Linked DNA regions of Mus musculus: region 2 is linked to region 1. Evidence: chromatin loops called from intact Hi-C (ENCODE). Cell type or tissue: heart. All regions are shown on one strand.

The links. A loop is a pair of places that touch in the nucleus more often than their neighbours do. Peaks named below come from ENCODE experiments on the same cell type or tissue, not always from the same donor. Only the 100,000 strongest peaks of a DNase experiment are listed, where the experiment ranks them.
Region 2: a loop joins it to region 1, with 3.0 times the contacts of the local background. A loop is called at or near these places in 5 of 42 quality-filtered maps.

Annotation. Positions count from the first base shown.
Region 1 is chr15:76,978,804-76,986,803 of GRCm38, forward strand. No RefSeq gene overlaps it. Among named protein-coding and RNA genes, the nearest start is that of Gm35933, 4.8 kb to the right of the region's middle. In heart, a CTCF peak has its summit at 4,116 (motif pointing right); no DNase peak of the experiment used is centred here; H3K27ac peaks cover 568 bases; H3K27me3 peaks cover 155 bases.
Region 2 is chr15:77,065,398-77,073,397 of GRCm38, forward strand. It overlaps Gm24753 (a small nuclear RNA gene), which reads left to right and starts at 2,394; the gene lies at 2,394-2,500. In heart, CTCF peaks have their summits at 3,390 and 6,325 (motif pointing right); DNase peaks (open chromatin) are centred at 112, 3,384 and 5,694; H3K4me3 peaks cover 534 bases; H3K27ac peaks cover 3,105 bases.

The DNA of each region.
Region 1 (8,000 bases):
AGGCTCCAGATGCCCATCCAGTTACCTCTTTGATGCCTTGTCATTTGTTCTAACCGGGGGAGACAGTGTACATCAAGACGTTTCAGAAAGAAAGACTGACATCAGCCCCGAGAGGACCTCATACTGCCGTCCCGACAGAGCCAACTGCAGCCAAGGCTGACCCCACCTGGATTCATCCCTCTTGTGCCAAGCCTAGACCAGGACCCGAAATAGAGCATCTCACCTGGACCAGTTCCACTCAGGCTAAGCCGCTCACACAGGACTCCTGCTTGGTTATACCCACCTCCTCCCTTTCTGCCTACTAGTCTCATGGTTAATCTTAACCCAGATGTTTACTTCTCTCTCACGGGAACTTGGTAGGCCTGCATCACTGGCCTCACCCACAGTATAACCTTAGAACATCTGCATTATAATCCCGTTTTATGTATGATTGATAGTACATGTACTACCCCAAATATACGCTTATTCAGGACCAGTGGGGGCCCACCTCTTATCCCCCTTTGGGCTGCCCCACACGTGATACAGGAGGGCTCCCTCTCTCCTTGTTCCAATGATGGTAGGAAGGAGGGTAGCCGGGACCATTTCCTTTAGCACTACAGTCATACTCAAAGAAAAATAGAGGGCCTACAACAGATAAGCCATCAGACAGGTGCAGACATTAGATACCTCCAAATGTCCCTCGATATCCTCCAGACCTGTGTAGAGTTTCTGGCAGGTGTAGTCTTCCAAAACCTGCAAGGCTAGGACTTAGTTTCTATGTCCCAGGGGTCACTTTATGTGATACTGGGGAGGCTTGCTTCTTTATGTTCACAAATCAGAGTGCTTAAAGAGACTTTGCAGAAGGTGAAGAGTAATTTAGACAAGAGGCAACAGGAGTGTGAGTCAAATAAATCCTGGTACCACAAAGCGTTTGATTGGAACCCATGGCTCACAACCCTCCTCCCTGGCCTGGCTGGTCCCTTACTCCTTTTCTTTATATGACTAGATGTGGAGTCTTGTGTAGTAAATCGCTTCTTAAAGTTCATCAGACAAAGAACTGCCTGGGTTAAGCGAATGAGCCCTGGGATTCAGTATTTACCCCATAGCAGAGATCAAGTGTTTAAAACTAAAGACATGGGGATTGAAATGACGAAGAGAAGCCACCCTGTCCCAGTGTTATTGTGTGCCTGCCTGGTCACTCTCAGCTGTTCTGCAACTGTCAAGGTCATATTCACCTTGGCCAGGCTTCTGGGAACTGTCCATGATTTTGACCATGGTCCAAAAATATTATGTAGTGTCTGGAAGATGCTGCTGAGCCTTACAAAGAAAGCAGATGTTACTAGGCCACTACAAATCCTCGCTAATGTACTCCCCCACCCCCAGTCCTCACCACTGGAACTGATGTAAACTTTAAAAATGCTGTACCCCTGAGCTTGGGCACCAAGTCTTCCAGAGGCACAAGCCTACTCTTGGTGTGGCTGTCAATAAAGGAGCCAGAACTTTGAATTGGCTGTCTTTATTAGGGTTTTACTGCTGTAAACAGACACCATGACCATAGCAAGTCTTAAAAATGACAACATTTAATTGGGGCTGGCTTACAGGTTCAGAGGTTCAGTCCATTACCCTCAAGGTGGGCACGTGGCAGCGTCCAGGCAGGCATGGTGCAGGAGGAGCTTAAAGTTTCTACGTCTTCATCTGAAGGCTGCTAGGAGAATACTGGCTTCCAGGCAGTTAGGATGAGGGTCTTAAAGCCCACACCCACAGTGACATACCTACTCCAACAAGGCCACACCTACTCCAACAGGGCCACACCTTCTAATAGTGCCATTCCCTGGGCCAAGTATATACAAAACATCACATTGAGTTAATGTGACTGTTAGTAAATATTTTTTTGTGTATCATTTCAGTCTGCTGTGATGTTCCTCTGGGGACTATGTTGGTCCTGGGGCAAATAATTTCATTAGAGATCTAACTGACTCTGCAGGTGATGGAGACTTCCCTAAAGGAGAGAGAGCAGTAGAGTCTCCCAGGCTGAGGGAGAATAGCTTGGTCGTTGGCAACAGTAACCAGAGGCACATGGGTCGGTACAGAGATGCTGTGGGAGCCTATCACAGTACAGGTTCCTAGGACATGAGTACTGTGTTTGTATCATTTCTACCTCTTCCTTCTCCATCCAACTCCTCCTGTGTTCTGCTGTTATGAAATAAGAGGCAGCATTGGAGCCAAGGATTGCTACCAAGTCACACCATGCAACCCATCTCATGGGAGAGGTTTTTGGTGAGAAGGTGTACCCAGAGGCTGCCTCTGAAGGAGGGAGGGTGGAAAGGGAAAGAGGGCAGAAAGAGAAGGCGCTTTTTAAATAAGGAGTTATAGCGCATGCGCGCAGGGAGACTGCGTGCAACTCACGTGGCAGTGAAATGTGTCGCTGATGACGATATGGCCTGCTGTTGCTAGGTTACTAAAAGCGGCGGGGGGGGGGGGCGCTTATGGGGTGAGGTTTTCCAACATGTCTCCCACTTATTTATTATAAAAGACGAAGAAATGTTTAGGTGTGACTGGGGAGCTGGGGTGGGGTTGTCATTCTCTCTAGACTGCTTCCTGCTGTCTGGGGCCTCACCAACAACAAGAAAACTGTTACTTTCTAGAATGGTACACTGTAAGGGTGTAAGGTCGCCAATCTTCCTATGGACTGTATTCACAAAAAGAGCCTCAACCAGAAATTGTTAAAGGTGATTAAGCTTTAATGTGTTGAGAGCTCTACTTGGAGTCATACGAATGTAGATAAGTACAGGGGAAAGGCTTTATTTAGCCTCCTGTATATGTTTTCGAGGTATAGCCTAAAGCAAGAAATTAAAAAAAAAATCAAGGGTTAGCTCTGATATACTTAATAGATAATGCTCCTAATATGGCATTTTAAGATGTTTGAACTTGGGCTGGAGAGATGGCTCAGCAGTTAAGAGCACTGACTGCTCTTCCAGAGATCCTGAGTTCAATTCCCAGCAACCATATGGTGGCTCACAACCAACTGTAATGAGATCTGATGCCCTCTTCTGGTGTGTCTGAAGATGTATGTCTACAATGCACTCATATAAATAAAGTAAATCTTAAAAAATAAAACAAAATAAATAAACTTACCTTTAAAAAAAGATGTTTAAACTTACTATGACAGATGGAGAGATACCCCAGATCTCCAAGAGGATAATGGGACAAGACAATGGCTCCACCTGGATTGTGGTAACTGGACTCTGGTAATGCTAGCCTCTGGGTGAGACTTCCCCAATGCTTTGCCCGCCTTCAGGGCCCAGTCCAAACTGTGGGCAAGCAGGACACTGGAGAGTTGATTGCCCCACTTTGCTTTCCCATGTTTATCCTCTACAGAAAAGCCCCTCATCTTCTGATCCTGGGGGGCTGAAGACAACGCTGTCCTGGCACCTCTGCCCCCAATGCCATGGAGAACACAGGAGCCTGGGATGAGTGTCTAGGTATCCGAGAATATCGACTGGTCTCTGCCATTTAGTTGATCCGTAGGTCATGTGGATTATGCTTCCAGCTATAATTTATCCTGTTCAGGTCTCTGATGGTGTTGATGGCTAGGCTGCCTGTAGCTTTGTCAGCTTGGCAGCAGTAGGCAACTGGCTCCTCTCCCCAAGACTGCAGCCACCCTGTTAGTTCATATAGAGCTACTGGGTCTCTTGTTAAGAAAAGGCGGGCAGGTTTGCCTTACTAACAGACTTTCATATCAAGGAATACGTAGGTTCCAGGTGTAAGTTTCCACTAAAAGGAAATGCCTTGAGTGACTGCTCTCAGTGATCGCCACTCATGTCTCTGATATATGACCAGATGGAAAGAGTGTTAAAAGTCTACACAAGTTATAACAGTGTAAAAATAATGTTTAAAAAGAGATTTATTGGGCTGGAGAGATGGCTTAGCTGTTAGGAGCACTAACTGCTCTTTTAGAGGTCCTGAGTTCAATTCCCAGCAACCACATGGTGGCTCACAACCATCTGTGATGGGATCTTATGCACTCTTCTAGTGTGTGTCGAAGACAGCTGCAGAGAACTCATATAAATAAAAATAAATAAAAATAGATATATTATTTATTATGTACATGGTGTCCTGAGTATATGCCTGAATGCCAGAAGAGGGCACCAGACCTCTTTATTAGATGGCTGAGAGCCACCACGTGGTTGGTTTCTATGTGTGCACACACTCTCTCTCTCTCTCTTCCCCCTACCCCCTCTATCTCCCTGGGCTTCATGACTTCCCTGGCATCCTTTCTTGGGACCAGTAAACTCACCCAAGAGTGGCTTCCCGATAAACCTGACTTTTTATACTCTAATCTGGTTTAAACTGGCTCATTTCACTAGTGGAGAAATAACTTATCATGCCAATTGGGGCACCAGGAAAGTGAGTGTGGTGGTTTGAATATGCTTGGCCCATAGGAAGTGCCTCTGTTAGGAGGTGTGGTCTTGTTGGAATAGGTGTGGCTTTGTTGGAGGAAACGTGTCACTGTGCAGATGGGCTCTGAGGTCGCCTATGCTCAAACTCTGGCCAGGGCAGGAAAACCTCCTCCTGACTGCCTTCAGATCAAGATGTAGAACTCCTGACTCCTCCAGCACCAAGTCTGCCTGCATGCTGCCATGCTTCCCACCATGATGATAATGGACTGAACCTCTGAAACTGTAAGCCAGCCCCTATTCAATGTTTTCCTTTATAAGGGTTGTCCTGGTCATGGTGTCTCTTCACAGCAATGGAAACCCAAACTAAGACAGTGGGCTCAGGCTTATCAACAGGATGATTTATTAACTGAAATAGTTCTACAATATGGCAGGGCACCTTGGCCTGGCTTATACAGAACAAAGAGGCACTATATGGCTTTTGGAGAAAATTGTTATTTCTATACAAATGATATGGGGTTGTAATCTGGTATACTCAAAGGAATATTACAAAAAGAGGACCTGAGAGGAAATAATTGATAAATAATAGTTTTCTAGGCTCCTCCCAGACAGTAACTCTGATGTCAGCGATTACAAGGCCTTTGGCCCTTCTGCTTCTGCTAATTCTGTTGGCTTTTACATCACCGATGCCTCAAATGGATGATAATTCCTGCCTGGGTACCATGAGGCTGATGGCTATTAGATCCCAATATAAACAAGTACCCATTACAGAGTCAAGGACTTGACCCAGGATATAACTCAAGATGGGGAACGTAAGACCCAAAAGTTAACCTATAAAACCCTTCTTTCCAAGAACCAGGCAACTTCCTGAAATGCTGAGAGCTGTTGTTTTTGGAAAATAAGAAAGCCATATGGTAAAATATGGTGGCAGTATGGTTTTTGTCCTTAAAAGCCCCTACAACATGTATCTCATGGCCACTTGCTGAAATTCCAGAGAGTGGTCCTGACCGAAGTCCATCCTGGATGGTATTTAATTAAAGCTTGCTTCAAATTTGACTCAAAATTGTGGAATTGTTTTTTTTTTTTCCTCTTGCAAATTTCTGGATTAACACTTCCCTATTGAGTAAGATCCTGACCTGAAAGATAATTCAGCTTCTCTTAAATCCCTTAAGAATTTGTGTGATATTTTAGAAGCTCAAAAAAAAATTATGTTGTAAAGACCCTTGGCCAGCACTAGGTCTGATGGCATTGCGACCTTGTGACTTTAAAAATCCTGCCCTCCTTTGTCTGGATGCCAAGAGTCGTTCCCAGGCATGAGCCTACTCTTGGTCAGCTGAGGACTCACCACACTCTTCACTCATCAACAAAGTGTGGCGTGTAACCTTCTTGAGTGGGTTATCTCAGCCTCATTATAACATTGCCTGGAAGCTAGACTACCTGGAACTCACAGAGATGTCTGCCTCTGTCTACCCAGCGCTCAGACTAAAGGTATGTGCCGCCACCCCCAGCTTCATCAAAGGCTCATCAGGAACAAAATTCAGTCTCTGGACTCTTTCTTCTTTCTTTTTTCTTGTTTGGATGTTGTGGATTTGTCTGTTGATTTATTTCAAATGTAACCCAAGACTAAAATAAATGTTGGCTACAGTACTCACTTTGGAAAAACACAAGGAACATGAAGCATTGGTTTGAATGCACTTCCTTAAGAGGGCTCTGTGATCCTGTTCCCAGACTGAAAACACACGGTCCAGACTAAGTGGCCTTGCTATACACATTTCAGAAGGAAACATTAAAACAGACAAAAAGAAATCCCTAAGCGTTATGGTTATCTGACCACAAAAGCAGTTAGCACGGGACACAGATCACAGTGAACAAATAGGGTCTCCCCATACACTACTGCTACACCCAACACCAGGCCAACAAGACACCCTGAACACAGAGCAGCTGTCCCACGGAGACATACTTAGGGTGAGGAGCACCTAGTTGGCCAACTGTGACCATTTCTGTTCTTGTTGCTAGAAGTCAGAGTTGAGGAACCCATGTCACCCTCTCAAGAGATCTGGAGTCCCAAAGACACTCCTGTCCCCACCTTATGTTTTTTAAGACTCACTTTATTTTTATTTATTTTTTTTAAAAAAAGATTTATTTATTTTATTTATACGAGTACACTGTGGCTGTCTTCAGATACACCAGAAGAGGGCCATGTGGTTGCTGGGAATTGAACTCAGGACCTCTGGAAGAGGAGTCAACGCTCTTAACCACTGAGCCATCTATCCAGACCTTTTTATTTTTTATTTGTTTGAGACAGGGTTTCTCTTTGTAGCCCTGGCTGCCCTGAAACTCACTTTGTAGACCAGGCTGGCCTCAAACTCAGAGATCCACCTGCCTCTGCCTCCTAAGCACTGGGATCAAAGGCTTGTGCCACCACATCTATTATTTTACTATTTGTGTATTCATTTGCAAAGGCCAGAAGAGGGCATTATATCCCCTGGAGCTGAACTTAGAGGCTGTTTTCAGCCACCTGATGTTTGTGCTTGCAACCAAACTCAGGTCCCGTTGTAAACACAGTATGTGCTTCTAACTGCTGCGCCATGTCTCCAGCTCCTCTTTACTTTTTGAGACAGGGTCTCTCACTGAACCTGCAGCTCAGGGATTCACCTAGGAGACTGGCCAGGGACTCTCCCACCTCTGCCTTCCTTTCCAGAACTGGGATTCCTGACAATGATGTTGAACTTGGCTTAATGGGTGCTGAGAATCCAAAGTCAGGGCCTCAGTGAGCTCTTTAGCAATTTTGCTGCCTCCTGGCCCCTCCTGATTCTTTAGCTGACCTAAAGCAGCAAAGGCTTGGATGTCTTCACTATTTTATGCTTAGGCCAGGTTGCGAGTCTTTGAGGTCATTTCTGAGAAGGGGCTGTTGGTATAAAAGGTGTGTGCTTTAGCTACTTGGGGTCGCTTCTGTCCCGATTTCAGGATGACCCCAGCATGCTGGATTAATAAACCTCTTGCTTTTTGCATCAATCTCTGTCTCTGCATCTCTGTGAGTGCGACATCCTGGACGTAAGGCTTTTCAGGTCTTATAATACTAGCATTCCACACCCTATGTATGCCTCTGCATACGAATCATACATACGTACATGCTTGTGCACATCTACATAAAACTAGCATCATACTACACACAGAGCAGCAACACAGACATATACATACATAAATGTGATTCAGCAGGTCCAGGCACACACACACACACACACACACACACACACTGCCAAGAGCAAGTGAGGAGGGAGAGGAATAGATGGAGTGGGGGAGGGATAGAGAGAGTAGGGAAGGGGTAGGTATATTGTTTTTCTCACTCCCAGTCAGCTCCTTTCTCTTGGTACATAGCTTTGTTTTGGTACATCTTTTGTTGTTTAAACACATGAGCCTGGAACTAAATCCCTGGGTCTTTCCGGATGGGAAATGAGATTTCTTTTCTATCAGAGTCTGCAGCAACAAGACAGCACATCAGAGAACTTGAAGGCCTCTTGGAAGGCTCTTGATTGGCAGCTCTTTCCCCCACTCCAACCCAGGAGCAGCCTCCACAGCAATCTGCTAGCTGCAAGCTATAAGCGCCTGTGAACCTCTCCCACT
Region 2 (8,000 bases), 87 kb after region 1:
AACTTAGCTCCTTAAACAACACCCATGGCATATGTCACTGTGTTCTGTGCGAAAAGTCCCAGCAGCTCAGCTCCCTGGCAAGCTCGCCTTGGCTTTGGACAAGCCGGGTGTCGGCTGGCCCAGCTCTTGTCTCACTGCTGGGGGGCAGAAGGCAGTTCCATTTCACAACAGTTGTTGTCGGCAGATAATTTCCTCTTAGGATTTCCAGAACAGGCCTGTTCACAAGTTCTTTCTCTGTGCCTTCAATGGTCGCCATATCTCTTCCACCTTGTGTTAGCATTCTATCTAAACCCCACCCCACCCCACCTTACCTGGCAACAGCCAGGTATGCTCCACCCCACAGTTACCTGCCAACAGTCAGGTAGACCTGACCCACTATAAAAGGGGCTGCTTGTCCCCTCCTCCCTCTCTTGCTCTCTAGTTTCTCTCTTGCCCTCTTGGGCTCTTCCCTTCCTCCCTCCCTTATTCCTTTCCCCCATCTGCACGTGTTCATGGCCAGCCTCTATTTCTCTTCTCTTCTCTTCTCTTCTCTTCTCTTCTCTTCTCTTCTCTTCTCTTCTCTTCTCTTCTCTTCTCTTCTCTCTCTCTTTCTCTCTCTGCCTTTCTCTGTCTCTACCCCCTCAACCCCCCTCCCCATGCCCTGAATAAACTTTATTTTATATTATACCTCGTATACCTCGTCTGGCCTCTCAGGGGGAAGGGATGGCTCAGCATGGGCTCGCCAAGACATCCCCTTCCCCCATACCTGATTACACATCCATAGACCACATACTATCTCTATCTTTTTGTAAACACATCCCTTGAGACACAGAGAGGTCCCACCCAGGTGGCTCTCCTCTCCTGAGGTCACAGATGTAGTTCCATCTTGCCGGGTGTGGTTAGCAGTACCACTCCACATCAGGCTTCTATGCAGCCAGGCTGGGCACTTTCCCCACAGTGTTGGCCGGGGATTCGACATCTCTGATAAGCACACGGTATAAGCCAGGCCTGTTGTTCCAGGAGCAGAAAAGTCCTTTGCACCTAGGCCCAGCTTTTCCTCACATTTCCCCTAGGCACTCTCGGGAGTGTTGGTGGTACATCTGTGCCTTGAAGACAAGCTGTTCCTTACAAATATGGCTGGTCCTCTGTTCCTCAGTTCCATATTGCTTCTTGGGAACAATCCGCCAACCTCTACCTTCTGATGCTCTGAGGTTGTGGGAGGTGATTCCCCCCCCCCTCTGGCAATTTAAAGAATAAAAAAAGCAGGAAAAAACCAGGTCTCAGCAGTCAGGCAGATATTAGTGAAAGAGAAGCTTTTGCAAACACCCGTATGAGCACACAGACAGACAGACACACACACACACACACACACATGCGCACATACACACACACACACACACACACACATGCGCACATACACACACACACACACACACACGGAGCACACAAAGCACACATGACAAAGCACATGAAGAGAAGACTCCCCATGGTGAGGAGGGAACTTAGATATGGTGTTCAAGTTTTCTGGGGAGGGCCAGGGGATTTCTATGTTTGGGGGGGATGAGATGAGCCTCAATTCCCCAGAGGTTAGAAATGGATGCTTTAGGGACTAAATAACCCAGACAAAGGCAGGGAGGCTGACTGACTCCTGCAGAGACTTGAAAGTTCCACTGAACAGTCACCAGGGATGAGGGGGAGAGGCCAAATCTACTCCATCTTGGGGCCAGCCTCTATCTTTAAAGAAAGAAAGAAAAAAAATGCCTGAGAATTTGACTTGCAGCCGATCCCAAGCTATACCCAAGTAGGAGGAAGGACCCCATTGGTAGTTATGCCTAGCTTCTTTCTAGCAACAGTTAGTTAGTCAAAGATTAACCTGATTGTTTCAGATGTACTCTCGGACCTTTTGCTTTTATATACAGTCTTGCTTCAGAGCGCCCACCTGTCTTGCAATAGTCATTCAATCAGATGCTTGCCAAGATAGACACCACCTCATTTGCTCCATTTCCTATAAAGCCGTGTCCCAATCAGCGTTCTGGGCTGCATCACTAAATATCCTGTGGGTCAGTGGTGAATCAGCCCAAACTTGAGTTTGTAATAGAGAATCTAATGTGATCACATCAGAAACGGCTCCTTGGTGGTCTTTTGGGTTTCATTAATGCTTCCTGGCAGAACAATGGGATTCCTGGGATGGGAGAAGAGGTCCCCACTGAACAGTTCCCTGGGGTTGGGGGAAAACATCTCTCTGAACCGATCCCTGGGGTTTCCAGGAGACCACTAGTCTTTGTCTTAGAAAAGGAAAGGCAGAAGGAAGGAAGGAAGGAAGGAAGGAAGGAAGGAAGGAAGGAAGGAAGGAAGGAAGGAAGGAAAAAAGCAGGAAGTCAGCCATTTTAAGTGTTGAAGTGAAAACAGCATGAGTGCTCGCTTCGGCAGCACATATACTAAAATTGGAACGATACAGAGAAGATTAGCATGGCCCCTGCGCAAGGATGACACGCAAATTCGTGAAGCGTTCCATATTTTTTGAAATTGTATCCAATAGCAACACACTCGCAGAAGCATGTCAGTGTCATATTCTCCCTGGGTGTGGGTTACATGGGTTCACTTTCTGTAAGCTAATAGTTTAACCAGGTACCTTTGTATAGTGTTAGGACTAACAAACCTAAAGAGCAAAAACCGTCATTGTAAAAAGATGTCAATAAAGCAGTTTTGTTATCAAGTCAAAAAAAAAAAAAAAAAGAAAGAAAACAGCATGAATCTATCAAGGTCTCTTTTGTCTGTCTGTCTGTCTGTCTGTCTGTCTGTCTACCAGGGACCAGTCTGAGTCCTAGTCCCTCACTTTCTCTCTTTATTTATGCTTGCAGTCTGGAGACACACTTTACCTTGGAGAGTTACCCTTCTTGAAATCTGAAGTAACCCATATCTCCTCCTGGCTCCTCCAAGTCGGAGCAGACCCCTCTGCCTTCCATACATTGTTTCCAAAGGCGATTGTAGCTGGGCAGACAGTCCTGCCTTCCTACATTGTTTCTAATGGTGATTGTGGCTGGGCAGACAGCTCTGCCTTCCTACATTGTTTCTAATAGTGTTTCTGTCATTTTCCTGGCAGCTTTGAGGCAGAACAGCACCGGCTGCTGTGTGTTAAGTAAGCAAGGATGCTTCTAAACAGAGCCAGGCTTTGTAAGGCTGGTTATCATTGGTGGTGTGGTCAGGAACCCAGAAATGCCTGCATTGTTCCCTGGTCCTTCCACCCTTCCTCACCATGATTCCTGTACTAGCCCAGGAGACACAGGGACATGGGAACAGCCTGGCTTGTCTTCTGCCATAGGCAGAACTTACAGGCATTACGGACTTGATTGTGTGGCTGAGGTCCCACAGGCCTTCCTATCCTCTAACCCCAGGACTGTGCTGCCCTCTGGCTGGTGGCCTGGAGGTGGACTAGAAAGCGGCTGAGCTGTGTTTTTCTGCTTCCTCATGAGAAAACAAAGAAGAGGGGAGTATGTCAAGTGTGCTTCACCCTGGAGCCAGAGCCTGGCCACTACAGAACACCCTGTAGGTGTCTAGGATCTAACCTCTTCAGAGGAGCAGTGCACCTGGTTTGGGAGACAGAGCTAAGCAGAGCAAGAGGGTGGATCTCACTTCTCTCCAGACCAGGCAATGTTCTAAGCATTTCCTGTAGATGAACATAAGGAGGAGGAGGAGGAGGAGGAGGAGGAGGAGGAGGAGGAGGAGGAGGAGGAGGAGGGTGGTGAAGGATTAAGGAATCTGGTGATATGAGGCTCTTGGCTGGGTACCAGCACAGAGGAAATTTAAATGCAATGAGTCATGAAGCCGCTATGGAGATGATGCAAGGCAACAATGTCTGTGTGTCACCTCTAACACTGAGCTATCTCATGTCCCAGAATGCTGATGGCACCCAGGGAAAACCCTACGTGTTCCTGCTGCCATGCCTTCGCCCAACCATCAAGGACAAGTGCTGGAATTAAAGGTGTGCACCACCACTACTGGCAACTGGACAGTAACTAAGATACTCTCCCACCACAGGCCCCTTTATTCTTTATGCTCTTTTACACTTTACCCAACTGTTCAATAAGCTGATACCCAGCCACAACCTAGATTTGCACTAAGACTATCAATGCTATTAGGCAACTCATTCTATATTTATTGGCATCTTAAATATTTTAATTAATTGTTATATGTGCATATATATTATATATATACTATATAGTATGTATGTATTTATATATGTATGTATGTATGTATGTATGTATGTATAAAATATATAGCCAGAACTGGGTTCAATGAAAGACTCTGTCTCAAAAAAAGGTGGAACAGGCCACCCCATCATATGGCTCTGGCTTTGGACACCACTATAATGAAGTCACTAAACTGGAAGCCATCAAAGAGAACTCTTTAAAAGTGTGATAAGGATGCTGAAGTTAGCCCTCCATGATGATGGTTTCTGCTGGGAACTTGGGAGGAGAACATCTCAGTTGTTTTAAAGGGCGGGCTACTAAGAGTTTAACCATGCTCCATTGAATTTAAAGATAAAAAACTTTGGGTTTTCTTTTTTTCTCTTCTCCTTTTTTCAAAAATAATTTGGGGGTTGGGGCAGACATGGAAGGACTGGGAAAAGAGTGTGATCAGGTTGTATGATATCAAATTCCCAAAGAATCAAGAAAAATATTACATTAAAAAAAAGGTATAAAGTAACAGTGGAAATTGACCTCTGACTTTCACATGTACACACATGAACTAGCATACCCACACCACATATATACATATGCATACCAAGCATACACACAGACATATGCACACACACACACACACACACAGATTTAAGATGACGATGACAACAACAGACCCAAATAAGAAACATATCTTACTTTTTTGTTGCTGTGATAAAACACCATGACCAAGGTAACTTCTAGAAGGAAGAGTTTATTTGGGGCTGACGGTTCCAGAGGAATAAACGTCCATCACTCTTATGGTGGGGATCATGACAGCAGGGAAGAACATGGTGCTGAGCCAGCTCACATCTCCATCCACAAGCAGGAAGCACAGAGAGAACCAATTCAAAATGGAGTGAATTTTAAAACCTAAGCCCATCTCCAGGGACATACTTCCTCCAGCAAGGCCACACCTCCTAACCCTCTCCCAAAACCACCAACAGGGCACCAAGTATTCAAATGCCTGAGACATATGGACGTTGCTTATGCCAAGTGTTTGACCCCCAACAAGAAAAGTAACTTTGTAGCACTCTCTCGGGCCTCTGTTTGCAAAAAGAGTTGAGCAAAAAGGAGAGAAAAGTCTCACTCTTGTGAGAACCTCAGCAGGAAACAGATTGAAGCCAGCACCATAATCACGGCTCAGGCCCTGGCCTACCGTTGATGGAGCCCTCATCCTCTCTTACTGTCCAGTTCCACCTCCTGGCCTTTCTTCTCCCTTCTCAACCCAGAAGAGAGATCTCACGCTGTGATCCAGAGCCCTGGGCTCACTTGTGGATACAAGGCCACAGTGCTTGCCTTGTGGGATGGGACTGAACCACGCATCAGATCCCGGAAACTGCACTGGGCTAAATAGGCAGAACCCCACTGCTGTGCTACCCACCCACTGACCTGATACCCTACCTGCCCCCGACCTCTGGCTGGTTCCTCTCTCCTGCTCCAGTAAACCCACAGTGCCGGGGGGATGCTGGACCCTACTTGAACTGGAGTCGGTGGGTTACTTCCAACCTGTGCACCTCGTGTTCTTGGGAGAGGCGGAGATGGATTTTCCTTCTCCCCGACCCATGCTAGGGCAGCAAACAGGCTCTAGGAAGTGGGAGTCCTGGGCTCTTACCTGAATCCCATCACTGTTTGGGGTGTGATAGGGAGAGCCCCTGCCACGTAGGGTCAATTTACTTCTCTTAAAGGGGCTTGTACTTAGGGACACCATGCTGAGGCTCTGGTTACTCTCTTGGCTGGCCTTGAGGAAACCCCCATGGCTTGAGTCTGCACTGAGATTACCATTGGGATCTTCTGTACTTGTGGATGGCTCTCTACCACCTATGTATCTATAGCTATCCCAAAGCTCGGACAGCCAGGAATCAGGCTGCTTGCTGTCTTAGCGTCATAGTTCTGCCCCTAGCTAGCTCTTGGAGTCACGGGCACGCTCAAAGAAGGCCCTAGCACCTGCCGCAGTGGGACTTCTGTGTTCTCAGCAGCTGCTGTCACCAGCATTTTGATAAATGTCTTAGGAAACCGAACTTAGTGGTAAGAATCAAAGCAGAGATTGGTGTCAAAGGATGGCGGTGGAGCCTGAGGCTTCCGGTTGGGGGTGGGGCACCGGAGTGTGTGTGCGCGATAAGCCTGCAGGGGGCACCCAGAGATTCAAAGCCAGCTCTGCCTCAGTGGTGGTCATGGGCCCTTTCTGGAAGGATGGAAAGGTACTGATAGTTAACCAGTGACATACCTGCAGGGTTAACCTTTGCTTGGCCAGGTGTGCACAGCCTCCCACGTGGCTGGGAGCCTGGGGAGGAGGGGCAAGAGGGGGCATGGGCTGAGAACCTTTGCTGAGGACCCGAGAGGGCGAGAGCTAGCTGTCCCCATAGTGCCTGATGCTTTTATTTCTAGACTTTTCTACTTAAGAGTAATTTAACATCTACGTGGAAATGCTGAAGTAAGAAACCACTACAAGAAAATAAGAGAATTTCCAGAATCCATCTGGCTTTTATAAGGCGATGGAGAATAAACCAGAAGCCAAGGTCACAGATGGGGATGAAGAAGGGAAGTAAGTAAGCCTTTGCCATCCCCTGGCACCGGGTTAAAATGGTCTGGGGAGTGCCTGGGCAATTTCTGGTTGATTCTGCTGTGTAACTGAGTTTAGGGATCACTGCTTTAGAAAGGTAGGAGACGTGTTCTTTTTCTCCACAGTTTTGAGACTTCTTGAACATATATTCCATTTTCTCTGGAACCAGGGGCCTCTGTGGTGTGTGTGTGTGTTCGAGTGTGTATGTGCATGTGGATGCCAGAGGTCAACCTAAGGAGTCATTCCTCAGGTGCTGTCTCCTACCCCCTCCCCCTTTAAAGACAGCCTTTCACTGGAGCCCAAAGCTCAGATTAGACACTGCCCCCCACCAAATGCTTCGGATTAAAAAAAAAAAAAAAAGCCTGTATAAGAAGTGCTTCACCAACTAAGCCATCTCCCCAGCCCAGGCTTCTCTTTTGAAGATGGCAAGTTCGGAGGATGCATTACAAACATCTTGCCTGTTATGGATGCCAGCTTGGGCCAGGCTGTGTGCTGAGAACAGGTAAGGTAGGTCTGGAGGAGGGCAACACCCAGTGAGGAGAGAAGCTGAGTGCCCCCCCTCCTTCAACTGTGTCACCCACCATTTTGTGCCCCTGGGTCTGTGCCTTGCCACTCTTTTGTTTGTGTTTGCATCCAGATGGACCATTTACTTACTCTGCTATTCAGTGCCCCGGTGACCATGCTGTGCTTCCTGTCAAGCCTGAGACAAGTAAGACAGGCAAGCATGGTGTGTAGAATGAAGATCTCCCCGTACGGTAACACCCTGAGCTCCAGCAAGCCTGCTGTGGGTCCCATGTGCTACCTGAGTATGTAAACATGCCCTTTGTCCCAACAGGTAAACTTCCCCTGAACCTGGTTTTAATATCAACATAGATCTCAGCCCAGAAATTTCAGAGCTAGGGAATTTCTACTGCAGCAAGCCAGTGGCCATGAGGACAACAGACATGGCTTGTAGTAATTCTGGGGACACCAAAAAATTTGAAGACTCACCATTATTGTTTGAATGTGAGCAGTGGTCTATGGAATCCTCTTTGAACACTTGGTACCTGGCTAACAGTGCTGTTCTGGGAAGCTAGGGAGCCTTTGGGAAGAGAGCCTGGAAGGTGACAGCTGTTTCTACCCCACTTTCCCCAAGACAGGGTCTTTCTGTGTAGCCCTGGCTGTCTTGGAACTCAATCTGTAGACCAGGCTGTCCTTCAACTTGGATACCCCAGTGCTGGATTAAAGGTGTGGGCCAC